Regions from separate parts of the Homo sapiens genome. Here region 2 is linked to region 1. Evidence: read pairs that join two places in POLR2A ChIA-PET (ENCODE). Cell type or tissue: PC-3. All regions are shown on one strand. Each heading gives the region's core, and the rest is flanking DNA. Links, peaks and the distances in the headings are about the cores only.

Evidence for each region. Peaks named below come from ENCODE experiments on the same cell type or tissue, not always from the same donor. Only the 100,000 strongest peaks of a DNase experiment are listed, where the experiment ranks them.
Region 2: POLR2A ChIA-PET joins it to region 1 with 5 read pairs; 11 of 35 experiments call an interaction of 5 or more read pairs at or near these places.

What each region holds. Positions count from the first base shown.
Region 1 is chr6:20,585,477-20,593,508 of GRCh38, reverse strand. The region is part of intron 4 of CDKAL1 (CDKAL1 threonylcarbamoyladenosine tRNA methylthiotransferase); the gene reads right to left. Among named protein-coding and RNA genes, the nearest start is that of CDKAL1, 55 kb to the right of the region's middle. RefSeq lists a silencer at 6,724-6,924. In PC-3, for the core only: no CTCF peak of the experiment used is centred there; no DNase peak of the experiment used is centred there; H3K27ac peaks cover 538 bases.
Region 2 is chr6:21,578,846-21,586,877 of GRCh38, reverse strand. No RefSeq gene overlaps it. Among named protein-coding and RNA genes, the nearest start is that of SOX4, 11 kb to the left of the region's middle. RefSeq lists an enhancer at 1-271. In PC-3, for the core only: no CTCF peak of the experiment used is centred there; a DNase peak (open chromatin) is centred at 4,057.

The sequences.
Region 1 (8,032 bases), core at 2,283-6,282:
CTGATCCCCCAGAAATACAAACTATCATCAGAGAATACTATAAATATCTCTAAGCAAATAAACTAGAAACTGTAGAAGAAATGGATATATTCCTGGACACATACACCCTCCCAAGACTAAACCAGAAAGAAGTCAAATCCCTGAGCACAGCAATAACAAGTTCTGAAATTGAGGCAGTAATTAATAGCCTACCAACCAAAACAAAGCCCAGGACCACATGGATTCACAGCCGAATTCTACTGGAGGTACAAAGAGGAGCTGGTACCATTCCTTCTGAAACTATTCCAAACAACAGAAAAAGAAGGACTCCTCCCTAACTCATTTTATGAGGCCAGCATCATCCTGATACCAAAACCTGGCAGAGACACAACAAAAAAAGAAAATTTCAGACCAATATCCCTGATGAACATTGATGCAAAAATCCTCAATAAAATACTGGCAAACCAAAACCAGCAGCACATCAAAAAGCTTATCCACCACGATCAAGTCGGCTTCATCCCTGGGATGCAAGGCTGGTTCAACATACGCAAATCAATAGATGTAATCCATCACATAAACAGAACCAATGACAAAAAACACATGATTATCTCAATAGATGCAGAAAAGGCCTTCGATAAAATTCAACACCCCTTCATGCTAAAAACTCTCAATAAACTAGGTATTGATGGAACCTATCTCAAAATAATAAGAGCTACTTATGACAAATCCATAGCCAATACCAAACTGAATGGGCAAAAGCTGAGGCCAAACACAGCGGCTCACACCTGTAATCCCAGCACTTTGGGAAGCCGAGGCGGGTGGATCACACGGTCAGGAGTTCTAGACAGCCCATCCAACATGGTGAATCCCCATCTCTACTAAGGATACAAAAAATTAGCCAGGCATGGTGGCACATGCCTGTGATCCCAGCCACGTGGGAGGCTGAGGCAGGAGAATCGCTTGAACCCAGGAGGTGAAGGTTGCAGTGGGCCGAAATTGCACCATTGCACTCCAGCCTGGGCAACAGGGTGAGACTCTGTCTCAAAAAAAAAAAAAAAAAAGCTGGAAGCATTCCCTTTGAAAAACCACACAAGACAAGGATGCCCTCTCTCACCACTCCTATTCAACATAGTAACATAGTATTAGAAGTTCTGGCCAGGGCAATCAGCCAAGAGAAAGAAATAAAGGGTATTCGAATAGGAAGAGAGGAAGTCAAATTACCTCTGTTTGCAGATGACATGATTGTATATTCAGAAAACCCAAAAACTTCTTAATCTGATAAGCAACTTCAGCAAAGTCTCAGGATACAAAATCAATGTGCAAAAATCATAAGCATTCCTATACACCAATAACAGACAAACAGAAAGCCAAATCAGGAGTGAACTCCCATTCACAATTGCTACAAGGAGAATAAAATACCTAGGAATCCAACTTACAAGGGATGTAAAGGACCTCTTCAAGGAGAACTACAAACCGCTGCTCAAGGAAATAAGAGAGGACACAAACAAATGCAAAAACATTCCATGCTCATGGATAGGAAGAATCAATATCATGAAAATGGCCATACTATCCAAAGTAATTTATAGATTCAATGCTATCTCCATCAAGCTACCATTGACTTTCTTCACACAATTAGAAAAAACTACTTTAAATTTCATCTGGAACCAAAAAAGAGCCCGTATAGCCAAGACAAACCTAAGCAGAAGAACAAAGCTGGAGGCATCAGGCTACCTGACTTCAAACAATACTACAAGGCTACGGTAACCAAAACAGCATGGTACTGGTACCAAAACAGATATATAGACCAACGGAACAGAATAGAGGCCTCAGAAATAATGCCACACATCTACAACCATCTGATCTTTGACAAAGCTCACAAAAACAAGAAATGGGGAAAGGATTCCCTATTTAATAAATGGTGTCGGGAAAACTAGTTAGCCATATGCAAAAAACTGAAACTGGACCCCTAACAGAAACTGGACCCCTTCCTTACACCTTATAGAAAAATTAACTCAAGATGGATTAAAGACTTAAACGTAAGACCTAAAATCATAAAAACCCTAGAATAAAACCTAGGCAATACCATTCAGGACACAGGAATGGGCAAAGACTTCATGACTAAAACACCAAAAGCAATGACAACAAAAGCCAAAATAGACAAATGGGATCTAATTAAACTAAAGAGCTTCTGCACAGCAAAAGAAACTATCATCAGAGTGAACAGGCAACCTACAGAATGGGAGAAAATTTTTGCAATCTATCCATTTAACAAAGGGCTAATATCCAGAATCTACAAAGAACTTAAACAAATATACAAGAAAAAAATAACCCCATCAAAAAGTGGGCGAAGAATATGAACGGACACTTCTCAAAAGAAGACATTTATGTGGTCAACAAACATATGAAAAAAAGCTCATCATCACTGGTCATTGGAGAAATGCAAATCAAAACCACAATGAGATACCATCTCATGCCAGTTAGAATGGCGATCATTAAAAAGTCAGGAAACAACAGATGCCAGAGAGGATGTCGAGAAATAGGAACGCTTTTACACTGTTGATGGGAGTGTAAATTAGTTCAACCATTGTGGAGGACAGTGTGGCAATTCCTCAAGGATCTAGAACCAGAAATACCATTTGACCCAGCAACCCCATTACTCGGTATACACCCAAAGGATTATAAATCATTCTACAATAAAGACAGATGCACATGTATGTTTATTGCAGCACTTTTCACAATAGCAAAAACTAGGAACCAACCCAAATGCCCATCAATGATAGATTGGATAAAGAAAATGTGGCACATATACACCATGGAATACTATACAGCCATAAAAAGGATGAGTTCATGTCCTTTGCAGGGACATGGATGAAGCTGGAAACCATCATTCTCAGCAAACTAACACACGAACAGAAAACCAAACACTGCATGTTCTCACTCATAAGTGGGAGTTGAACAATGAGAACACATGGACACAGGGAGGGGAACATCACACACCGGGGGCTGTTGGGGAGTGGGGGGCTAGGAGAGGGATAGCATTAGGAGAAATACCTAATGTAGATGATGGGTTGATGGGTGCAGCAAACCACCGTGGCACGTGTATACCTATGTTTTGAACAAACCTGCACATTCTGCACATGTATCCCAGAACTTAAAGTATAATAAAATAAATAAAAAATAAAAACAAAAAAATAAAATTATGGTGCCCTTACTCTGTGCATAGTAGGTAATTTGCATATCTAGTCTAGAATCATCATGATGGCCTTATTAGATACAACATAATATAATCTTGTTTTTAAAGATGAAAAATGAGACTGAAAGTAAAGTAACCTGGGGACAGTCATATGACTATCAAATGAAAGAGCAAGAATTAAAACACAGTATTAACAACTGTTAATACTTCATTAATATTAGTACAATACAATAAGCAGCCTACTACTTATATGAGCACTTTTAAGTACCTTAAATATTTTCATTTAAATTCATTTACTACTTATAACTGTCATATGGAATAAGCACTATTATCCTCATTTTATAAATGAGAAAACTGGGGACAAAGAGATGGAACAGCTTTCTCAAAGTCACATGGCAAGCAAAGTGGCTCTTGGACTTACACAGCCTGGTGCCATCACCCAAATTCTTAACCCGTGCACTACCATTTCTCTAATCCTTAAAATAAAGCAATGCAATTTTAAAGTCAGTGTATAACTCTGTGAAACTTTAAACATAAATTTGGACATCATTTTTAGCACTTCACTGAATATGAGAAAAACTAATAATATAAGAAATTTCACTGAAATATGAGAAAAACTAATAATATGAGAAAAACTAATAAAATAATTACAAAAGTACTTTTAGTAGTATGTTCTTTTTCTGAATTCAATCCCACTGATGTGAAGGCCGTCCACTTTCCTAAAGAGCTGAAAGGCACGTAATGAATCATTTTCTAATCAAACAAGAAGTATTACAAGATCCTGGAACGTTCCCTGAGAATACCTACCAAAGGAAACTTGAGAAACAATATTATCAACTATAGAGTTAAAGAAACAGAAATTCTACTTACAAAGCTAAGCCTTTCAATTTCATTGGCTTTCAGCAAGACTAGCGATTGCATCTAAACTCAAACAGGAAGCAATCTGACACTTTCTTCTCAGAACGTGCAGAACATGTGTGTGTAATGTCAAATACAAAATAAAAAGGAAGTAACTAACTGCTTTTTACTAGTGTTTTTACTAACACTGAAGTAAAAACAAGATTAATATGCAAGATTAGTATTTTTTTGTCATTAGTATCTTTTTCTTTACTAGTATCTTTAGTATTTTAATGGTTCTAATCAATGATATCAATGATATCTAGCCTCAACATTCATAATATGTGAATCTGATAACAAAAGGCAAATAAAATTTCTCTGTGTGGCTGCAGATGTTCACGGAGACAGAAAGACCACCAATAATTTCACACAGGACTACATGAATGAAAAATAAGCAAGATATCTCCTTTTTGTAGTGATATTTTTAAATCACCTGAACCAAGACTGTTTGATTCACATAAAACCATAAATGAAAATATTATAAGATTTCAAACTTTCCATTTTATAAAATAAACAAGTATATAATCCTATAAAACAGAAATGGATGGTAGCTAGGCTGGAGACATATTGATTAATTTGAGCTTTCCAGTCTACTCTAAGAAAATAACACATTTTTAGGACTGTAATATCTACAACAGAAACAGCATTAAAATGTAAAATAGATGAGATTATTTTAAAAGGAGGTCTCTAGCTCATTAACTTACTAGAGAAACAGAGTTCGAAAATGATAAAGTTTGAAAGTATAATTTTACTAATGTTGCCTCTTAACTTTTGAAAGACTGCCAAGGATACCTAAGCAAAAAGGAAAAAGATTAATTAAAAAAATCCACCTTAGAGCTACCGAACGTAGGAGTGCTAGAGGGAAAACCTGAAATAGAAAGAAAACTTCAAAGAGATTCTGTAATCGAAGATGCCTTATTCTTGACTGCCTCATCTCAGAGATTAAAGAAGATTTTTAAAGCTGTTCCATGGACATAGAGATCAAACATTTATAAATGTTTATAATTTTACAAGTCCTAAATTCAAAGGTGGGCTCAAAGAAATGAGTAGCGTAGGCTGCTAGAAACAAAGATGAATTTTTGGGTGAGGGAGTCATGTAGAAGGTAGCTTTGAAGAATATACTCTTTGGGTTATAGAGAAGGAAGAGTATTTTTGAAAAGTTCACTCAACATTGAGAACACCTAAATGAACCACAATAAAATGCTAGGGAAAGGGAATCAAGGATCAGCCTTAATTATCTCTACTGGATATTAACAAGTATTAAACCCATCAAATATTCCCACAGCAACAATTTTTTGTTTGGTTGGTTTTTGTGGTGTTTTTGTTTTATTTTGTTTTGTTTTGAGGCAGGGTCTTGCTCTGTCGCCCAGGCTGGAGTGCAGTGGCATGATCTTGCCTCACAGCAACTTCCACCTCCCAGGCTTCAAGCCATCCTCCCACTCAACCTCCTTAGCAGCTGGGACCATAGGTGCATGCCACCATGCCTGGCTAAATTTTTATATTTTTCATAGAAACAGGGTCTCGCTATGTTGCCCAGGCTGGTCTCGAACTCCTGGGCTCAAGCAATCTGCCCAACTTAACCTCCCAAAGTGCTGGGATTACAAGCATGAGCCACAGTACCCAACTTCTGGGGGTTTTTTTTGGTTTTTGGTTCTGGTGTATTGAGTTGGTTTTTTGAGGGGGGCGGTTTGTTTGTTTGTTTGTTTTCAGACAGGGTCTCACTCTGTTGCCCAGGCTGGAGTACAGTGGCATGATCATGGCTCACTGCAGCCTCAAAATCTGGGGCTCAAGAAATCCTGCCATCTCAGCCTCCAGAGTAGCTGGGACTACAGGTGGGCACCACCACACCCAGCTAATTTTTTAATTTTTTGTAAGGATAGGGTCTCACTACGCTGCCCACGCTGGTGGCAAACTCCTGGGCTAAAGCGATCCTCCCACCTCAGCCTCTCAAAGTGCTGGGATTACAAGCATGAGCCACCATGCCCAGCCCACAGCATCTGTTTTGTAGCAGTTCAAGATTATCATATAAACCTAACTAGATCTTCTCTTGTAAAGTGAAAATTTCAACAATTCAGATTCTTGGTTTGTAGATAATTTATAAGTTTTATTATCTGTTAGCTTCGAACTCTCATCCCCTAAAATGAAAAGAAGGAGGCCAGGCGTGGTAGCTCATGCCTGTAATCCCAGCACTTTGGGAGGCTGCGGCAGGTGGATCACCTGAGGTCAGGAGTTCGAGATCAGCTTGGCCAAAATGGCAAAACCGCGTCTCTACTAAAAATACAAAAATTAGCGGGGCGTGGTGGCACGCGCCTGTAATCTCAGCTACTCAGGAGGCTGGGGCAAGAGAATCACTTGAACCCGGGAGGTAGAGGATGCAGTGAGCCGAGATCTTGCCATTGCCCTCCAGCCTGGGCAAAAAGAGCAAAACTCCGTCTCAAAAAAAAAAAAAAAAAAAAAAAAACACCTGGAGGAAGAACATTCCAGGCATGAGGGAATAGCAAGTGCAAGCATATGCTTGGTATATTCAAAGAAGAGCAAGAAAATGAGGGCGGCAGTGGTAGCAGGAGATGAAGTCAAGAGAAGTAGAAAAGGTGTTCACTTCATCTGGCCTTTGTAAACCTCAGAACATGATATAAATCTTGGCTTCCACTCATGTGGATATTTACATTTAAATCAATTAAAATAAAATTTAAAATTCAGTGCCTCAGTTGCACTAGCCGGATCTGAAGTACTTAACAGACACATGGCCAGTGGCTACCATATTAGCACAGATTAGAGCACTTCCTTTTTTTATGTTTGTTTTGAGATAGAGTTTCACTCGTCACCCAGGCCGGAGTGCAGTGGCGTGATCTCGGCTCACTGCAACCTCCGCCTCCCAGGTTCAAGTGATTCTCCTGCCTCAGCCTCTCAAGTAGCTGGGATTATAGGCACTGGCCACCAAGCCTGGCTAATTTTTGTATTTTTAGTAGAGATGGGGTTTCACCACATTGGCCAGGCTGTTCTCGAACTCCTGACCTCAGGTGATCCACCCACCTTGGCCTCCCAAAGTGCTGGGATTACATGAGTGAGCCACCCTGTGCCTGGCCGAGCACTTCCATTTTTGCAGAAAGTTGTACTAGACAGCATTGTGAATTTTGAGCAGAAAAGTAAAATAATCTGACTTAGGTTTCGAAGAATCTCTGATCACTGTGTGGAAAACAGATGGTTGAGGGAAAAGCTAGGAGATAAAACAGGTAACTATTATAATCCAGGCAAGATGATGCTGGCTTAGACCACAGTGGTAGCCTAAGTGAAGGTGATAAAAATGATAGGATTATGGATATGCTTAAAGGTAGAGCCAGCAGGATTTGCTGATAGACTCAGTGTGTGATGTGGAAACAAGTAGTTATCCTTGACTCCAAAGTCTTTGGCTCAAGCAACTGAAAAGACTCAGAATCCTTTTACTGAGATATGAAGAACATGGAGCAACAGATTTGTGGGGGAGATTAGTAGTTTTGGACATGGTAAATAGACATGCCTTTTAAAGATCCAAATTCAGATGATATGTAAGCAGAGAGCCCAGGGTTCCAAAAAAAAAAGCATCAGCATAGAGAAAGTACCTAAAAGCTATGGGACTCTATAAAAACCCAAATAAGTGAGTATAGGTGGAAAAGTAAAACAAAGTGCCTTGGGGATGCTCCAACATTTCGGTATGATAAGAAGGAACCAGCAAAGATGACTGAAGGGGCAGCCAGTGAAATAGGAAGAGAACCAATAAGCAAGGGGGAGTAGTGTCCAGAAGGCCACAGTATTTCCAGAAGGAAAGAGTGAAAAGCTGTGGCAAATGCTAACAAACAAAGACTATATAAGATAAGGACTGAGAAGTGGCATTTGCATTTGGCCAAGCAAAGGTCATTGGTGAACTTGATGAGAGCACTTTCAAGTAAAAGGGCCTCCGTAGAGTGAACTAGAAACAGAAAGAGA
Region 2 (8,032 bases), core at 1,938-5,937, 990 kb before region 1:
GCAGCAAGCTAGAAAAGAATTCTGTGTATATGGTTGTAAAATAAGTTCAAAATTCTGACAATAATGCATATGCAAATTTGCCATGAAAGGAGGGTGATAGAGATAGTTTGGGGATCTGGAAAAGTGTTGGGTCTAGCAGTACAGAGGTTTTGTGATTTTTCACTGCTTCCTGAAGCATGAAACTCCATCCTTCCTGTCCCACATTCCAAGTTAAAAAAATAATTTAGTGACACTTTATCTGGCTATCACGATTCAAAAATAACTGAAGGCTAGTACTTAAAACACTCAAACTTAACTCATTAATTTCAAAAATATCAGACCCAAACCGCTGCCTTATTGTAACAAATATTTTGTAATATAACTTTACTCTCCTGAAATAAAATCTGTGGATTACGTAACTTACTATGCACAAAATTAAAAAAGAAACCATAATGTTCAAACTACAATGTTAAAGGAGAAATACACAGTAGGTAATTTATAATAAGATAATATACATTTCAAATATGCATGGTAGGGCTGTATTTCACTAGAACACCCAAAATGTTGTCCAAAAATTTAAAAATTCTCCCTAGGAGTACTACTGCCTAGGTGTGAATTATGCACTATGGGTGGCAGGCAAACGCTAAATAATGAGGATGCTACTTGTATTCTGAGTTCTTAAATTTACAGTGGATGTGGTAGATTCTTGTAATAAATCGTCCTCCTAGTACGTGTGCTTTTATGTGGACCTTTTTCTCTCTGATTCTGGATTTGGTCACTGAGTTGCTTTGGGAAATGGGGCATTAGCAAGCATGAGACAAACAGACTTCACAAGTGCCCATGTACTGGGGTTTGTCCATTGAAACCGTCGTGTTGTGAACCTACTCCAGTGAGACCATGAAAACATCATGTTGTGAACTACCTTCAGCAGCTGATCTTACTCGAGGATTGAAGGCCCCATAGGGAAAACCAAGGTGCCCCTCCAAGGCCAGCATCCCAGGCATGTGACTGAGGCCATCTTGGACTCTCCAGTTTTGGTTGGTTTGTCAGATGACTGCAGCCACAGGAGCGATTCCAGATGGGTACAACAGAAGAATCACTCAGATTGACACCCCACAGAATTATGAGAACTAATAAGTTGCGTTAAATCACTATGCTTTGGGTAGTTTGTTATGCAGTAATAGAGGTCAGAGTTGTATTAATTACAATGCCATTTGATAGATGCCAAAATATAAGTTCATGCAGGAAGGTAACTTTTTCTTAATGACTCTAGATCTTTATTAAAAATTCAGTCAGTATTTTCACCAATGCCCATAGTGTATATGGGAGTTAGCTAAAATTGAATAACCCCATGGAAAAAGACATTCTATGCAAATAGACACCAAAAGCGAGCAGGAGTACCTATTCTTTTTTTTTTTATTTTATTTTTTTTGAGATGGAGTCTCACTCTGTCGTCCAGGCTGGAGTGCAGTGGCATGATCTTGGCTCACTGCAACCTCCACCTCGCGGGTTCAAGCGATTCTCCTGCCTTAGCCTCCCGAGTAGCGGGGGTTACAGGCACCCACCACCACGCCCGACTAATTTTTGTATTTTTAGTAGAGACGGGGCTTCACCATGTTGGCCAGGCTGGCTCTTGAACTTCTGACCTCAGGTGATTCACCTGCCTTGACCTCCCAAAGTGCTGGGATTACAGGCGTAAGCCACTGCGCCCAGCGGCGGAGTATCTATTCTTATATCAGGTAAAACAAAGTTTATTTTTTTGTTTATTATTATTTTTCGAGACAGACTTTCACTCCTATCGCCCAGGCTGGAGTACAATGGTGTGAACTCAGCTCACTGCAACCTCCGCCTCCCAAGTTCAAGTGATTCTCCTGCTTTAGCCTCCCCAGTAGCTGGCATTACAGACATCTGCCACCACACCTAGCTAATTTTTGTATTTTTAGTAGAGACGGGGTTTCCCCATGTTGGCCAGGCTGGTCTTGAACTCCTGACCTCAGGTGATTTACCTGTGTTGGCCTCCCAAAGTGCTGGGATTACAGGCATGAGCCACTGTGCCCGGCCAAAACAAATTTTAAAACAACAGCAGTTTAAAAAGACAATGAGGGACATTATATAATGATAAAAGACCTTGTCCAACAAGAAAATATCACAATTCTATATATATATGCACCTAACTTGAACTCCCAAATTATAAAATAATTACTAGTAGGCCTAAGAAATGAGATAGAAAGTAACACGAGAATACTGGGGAACTTCAGTACTCCACTGACAGCACTAGACAGGTCATCAAGACAGAAAGTCAACAAGGAAACACTGGATTTAAACTATACCCTGAAACAAACGGACTTAACAGATATTTACAGAACATTCTACCCAACAACAGCAGAATATTCATTCTATTCATCAGTGCATGGAACTTTCTCTAAGATAGATCATATGATAGGCCACAAAACAAGCCTCAATAAATTTAAGAAAATTGAAATTATATCAAGCACTCTCTCAGACCACAGTGGAATAAAACTAGAAATCAACTCCGAAAGGAACCTTCAAAGCCATGCAAATACATGGAAATTAAGTAACCTGCTGCTGAATGATCACTGGGTCAAAAATAAAATCAAGATGGAAATTAAAAAATTCTTCTAACTGAATGACAATAGTAATACAATCTATTAAAACCTCTGAGATAACAGCAAAAGCAGTGCTAAGAGGAAACTTCATAGTCCTAAATGCCTACATCAAAAAGTCTGAAAGAGCACAGATGGATAATCTAAGGTCACACCTCAAGGAACTAGAGAAACAAGAACAAACCAAACCCAAACTTAGCAGAAGAAAGGAAATAACCAAAATCAGAGCAGAACCAAAAGAAATTGAAACAAACAAACAAAGAATGCAAAAGATAAATGAAACAAAAAGCGGGTTCTTTGAAAAGATGAATAAAATGGATAGACTGTTAGCAAGATTAACCAAGAAAAGAAGAGAGAAAATCCAAATAAGCTCAATTAGAAATTAAATGGGGCCAGGTGCGGTGGCTCATGCCTGTAATCCCAGTGCTTTGGGAGGCCAAGGCAGGCAGATCACCTGAGTTCAGGAGTTCGAGACCAGCCTGGCCAACATGGTAAAACCTCATCTCTACTAAAAATACAAAAATTAGCCAGTCATGGTGGCATGCGCCTGTAATCCCAGCTACTCAGAAGGCTGAGGCAGGAGAATCGCTTGAACCTGGGAGGCAGAGGTTGGAGTGAGCTGAGATTGTACCACTGCACTTCAGCCTGGGCAACAGAGTGAGATTCTGTCTCAAAAAAAAAAAAAAAAAAAAAAGAAATGAAATGGGAGATATTGAGATATTTATTACAACTGACACTACAGAGATACAAAAGATCATTCAAGGCTACTATGAACACCTTTACGCACATAAACTAGAAAACCTAGAGGAGATGGATAAATTCCTGGAAAGATACAACCCTCCTAGCCTAAATCAGGAAGAATCAGATACCCTGACCAGTCCAATAAGCAGTGAGATTGAAATGGAAATTTAAAAAGTTACCAACAAAAAAAAGTCCAGAACCAGATGGATTCACAGCTGAATTCTACCAGACATTCAAAAAAGAATTGGTACCAATCCTACTGACACTATTCCACAAGACAGAGAAAGAAGGAATCCTCCCTAAATCATTTTATGAATCCAGTATCGCCCTAATAACAAAACCAGGAAAAGACATAACCAAAAACGGAAACTATAGATACTGTTCTTTTTTAAAGATTCCAAAAAGTCGTTAGATGTGAATACTTCCGCTTTTAAGTACAATGTAGTAAAAACAGAAAGCAATTACAACTAGAAAAAAGACATTTTACATTAAAGATAACAAAGATATATAGATGCATATGAGACTGGAAGAAATAAATTCTAGAGAGAGAAATGTCTTTGTTATATGAACCTAGATTGCTGGCCATTGTCTTGCCTGGGGCATTTTCTGAGTCTGGACACAGGCTTTCATAGACAGAGCAAGCAACTGTACTAAAGGGAAAAAACAGAATTGTCTTATTGCCAGTTGAGTCAGCATGGACAAATTGGAATCTACAAGATCATCAAATGAATAGCTGTTTTCCTCACAGATTACTCACTGAATGCTAGGGCAGTATAGCAGACTGGTAGGCTGAGCCACAAAGACAGACAGAAATCAACTGGAGGCCAAGTCATGCTCAAGGCAAGAAAATACAAAACAAGAAAAACAAAATATCTCCCTTTCAAAAGATTTGCCAGATTTTGAACCTGGATGAAGAGAAAATAAAGAGCTAAGCCCCAAACCTCTGAAGGACAGAACTTTCAAGGTGGAGGAAATAGAGAGAGACCTACCAGTCTCCGAATCAATGGACTACAGGTAGGCTATGCCCCAAAAGAGGCTGGGCAAGAATGGCAGAATACAATCTCCAGAGGTCTGTTGGTACTTAGGAGACAAATTCCATGGAGGGGGGAGTCTGCAACAAACATAAGAAGTTCTGGCCCTAAGATAGTTGAAAACACATATAAGCTGCATCTAACTAAAGGTGCAAGCCAGCCCCAAACTGATGCCATTCCTGGTTGGCTTGAAATGATCAGTCCTTCACCTTATCCACTTAACAGACAAAACTACAAATTCTCTCTGGGTGGAGAAAGAGTAACAATTGCAATGTGTGTAGTAATTTTATATACAAGGTTCATCCTACAACATTATTTGATATGCAAAGAAGCAGGTAAATATACATCAAGAGAAAAAGTAGACAATAGAAGCAGGCCTATAGATCATCCAGATATTAAAGTGCAGACATGGACTTTATTATAATTTTTTTCATAGAAGAAAATATGGAAAAAGTAAATGAAAAGATGAAACATTTAAACAGAGAATCAGAGTCTTTTTTTTTTTTTTTTTTTTGAGATAGAGTTTTGCTCTTGTTGCCCAGGCTGGAGTGCAATGGCGTGATCTCGGCTCCCTGCAACCTCGCAACCTCCACCTCCCGGGCTCAAGTGATTCTCCTGCCTCAGTCTCCCGAAGAGCTGGGATTACAGGCATACACCACCACGCCTGGCTAATTTTGAATTTTTTTTTTTTTTTTTAGTAGAGACAGGGTTTCTCCATGTTGGTCAGGCTGGTCTCGAACTCCCGACCTCAGGTGATCCACCCACCTCAGCCTCCCAAGGTGCTGGGATTGCAGGCATGAGCCACCGGGCCTGGCCAAGAATCAGAGTCTTTATTTAACAAAGAAACAAATAGACATTCTAGAAATGAAAAGTACACTATCTTTTTTTTTTTTTTTTTTTGACAGTCTCCCTTTGTCACTGAGGCTGGAGTGCAGTGGCACGATCTCAGCTCCTGGCAACCTCTGCTCCCAAGTTCAAGTGATTCTCCTGCCTCAGCCTCCTGAGTAGCTGAGATTACAGGCACCCACCACGACGCCCAGCTAATTTTTGTTTTTTAGTAGAGACAGGGTTTCACCATGTTGGCTAGGCTGGCCTTGAACTCCTTAGCTCAAATGATCTGCCCGCCTTGGCCTTACACAGTATTGGGATTACAGGCATGAACCACTGCCCAGCCATACACTATCTTAAAGTAAGAGCTCATTGAATGGATTTTACATAAAACTAAAAAAAGCAAAAGTCAGTGTCTTAGTCCATGAGAATACCTGAGACTTGGTAATATTTATTTATTTATTTTGAGACAGAGTCTTGCCCTGTCACCCAGGCTGGAGGGCAGTGGCGTGATCTCGGCTCATGGCAATTTCTGCCTCCTGGGTTTAAGAGATTCTCCCACTTCAGCCTCTGGAGTTGCTGGGATTACCTGCCGCCATGCCTGGCTAATTTTTGTATTTTTGTAGAGAGAGGGTTTCACCATGTTGACCCGGCTGGTCTTCAACTCCTGACCTCAAGTGATCCGCCCACCTTGGCCTCTGAAAGTGCGGGGATTACAGGCATGAGCCACTGTGCCTGGCCGAGACTTGGTAATTTATAATGAAAAGAAATTTATTTCTCACAGCTCTGGAGGCTGGGAAGTCCAATATCAAGGTCTTGGCACCTGATGAGGCCTTTCTTGCTTTATCATCCTGTCATGGAAGACAGAAAGGCAAGAAATCTCAAGAGAGAGTGAGAGAAGGCCAAATCAAACTCAATCCCATGATAATGACATTAATCCATTTATGAGGGCAGAGCCTTTATGACCTAATCACCTCTTAAAGGTCTATCTCTCAGCACTGTTGGATTGGGGATTACATTTTTAACACATGAACTTTGTAGAACACATTCAAACCACAGCAGACAGGATTAGGAAATCTAAAGACAAGTCAATCGAAAATATTCAAATTAAATACAGGGAGAAAATGGAGAAAATAAAAGAGTGGAAAAGGTATGTGGAATGTAGATATATCGTTTAACATTGTGTTACTGAAGTTCTATAAAGAGAAAACAGATAATGGATCAGAAGCAACATGATGAGATGCTTACTGAGAATTTTACACAATTGATGATACATATCAACCTATAGGTCCAAGAATCTTAGTAAGCCCCAAGTAGCTTAAAAACGAGCAAACAAACAAACAAAAAAACCTGTGTTTGAAAACCAACATCAAAGAGAAAATCTTTAAAGCTGTCAAAGGAGGGGATGACAGATTACACTAAAAGAAAACATAAGACTTAAGACTAACTTTTTAACAGAAACTATGGAGATCAAAAGACAATATACTGATGCTTTTAAAGATTGGAAAGCTAAACAAAATGAAATGCTGATTCTAGAATTCTAATAATTAAAAATATCCTTCAAAATGAAGGTTAAGGCTGGGTGCGGTGTCTCACGCCTATAATCCCAGCACTTTGGGAGGCTGAGGTGGGCAGATCACCTGAGGTCAGGAGTTTGAGACTAGTCTGGCCAACATGATGAAACCCCGTCTCTACTAAAAATACAAAAAATTAACTGGGTATGGTGACATGTGCCTGTAATCCCAGCTACTCAGGAGGCCAAGGAAAGAGAATGTCTTGAACCTGGGAGGCAGAGGTTACAGTGAGCGGAGATGGTGCCATTGCACTCCTGCCTAGGGGACAGAGCAGGACTCTGTTTCAAAAAAAAAAAAAAAAAAAAAAAAAAAGGTTAAAAAAAATTAAGCAAATTACAGTTAAGAGATTTTGTTTCTAGCAGACACATACTCTAAGAAACATTGAAGGAAATTCTTCAGGCTAGAGGAAAATAATATTAAATAGAAGCACAGAAGTACAGGAAGGAATGAAAAGCATAAGAAGGGATAAACACCTGGGTAAATATAAAAAGATACTGACTGTTTCAATCAACCATGGTAACTGTGTCTTATGGGGTTTATGCATAGAAGGAAAATACATGGCAACAATAGCACAAAGAATGGCAGGGATGTGAATGGAGTTAAACTGCTGTAAGTTTCTTGTAGTGTTTGGGAAATAGACAATACTAAGTCAAGTATGCATTTGCACATTTTTAGGGTAGCGATTAAATCACTAAAAGAACAATACAAAAAGATATAACTGGCTGGGCATGGTGGCTCACACCTGCAATCCCAGCACTTTGGGAGGGCAAGGCAGGAGGGTTGCTTGAGCCCAGGAATTTGAGACCAGCCTAAGCAACATAGTGAGACACTGTCTTTTTGAAAAAAAAATTAATTAAAAAAAAGTTTATTAAAAAAAAATTTAGGCCAGGCATGGTGGCTCATGTCTGTAATCCCAGTACTTCGAGAGGCCAAGGTGGGTGGATCACCTGAGGTCAGGAGTTTGAGACCAGCCTGACCAACATGGTGAAACCCAGTCTCTATAAAAAATACAAAAATTAGATAGGCATGGTGGTGGGCGCCTGTAATCCCAGCTATTTGGGAGGCTGAGGCAGCAGACTCGCTTCAACCTGGGAGGTGGAGGTTGCAGTGAGCTGAGATTGCACCATTGCACTCCAGCCTGGATGACAGAGCGAGACTTCATCTCAAAAAAAAAAATTTTTTTTTTAAATATAACTAAAAATAGAGGAGATAAAGTAGAATATTAAAAATATTTGATTAATTTAGAAGTAGGCAA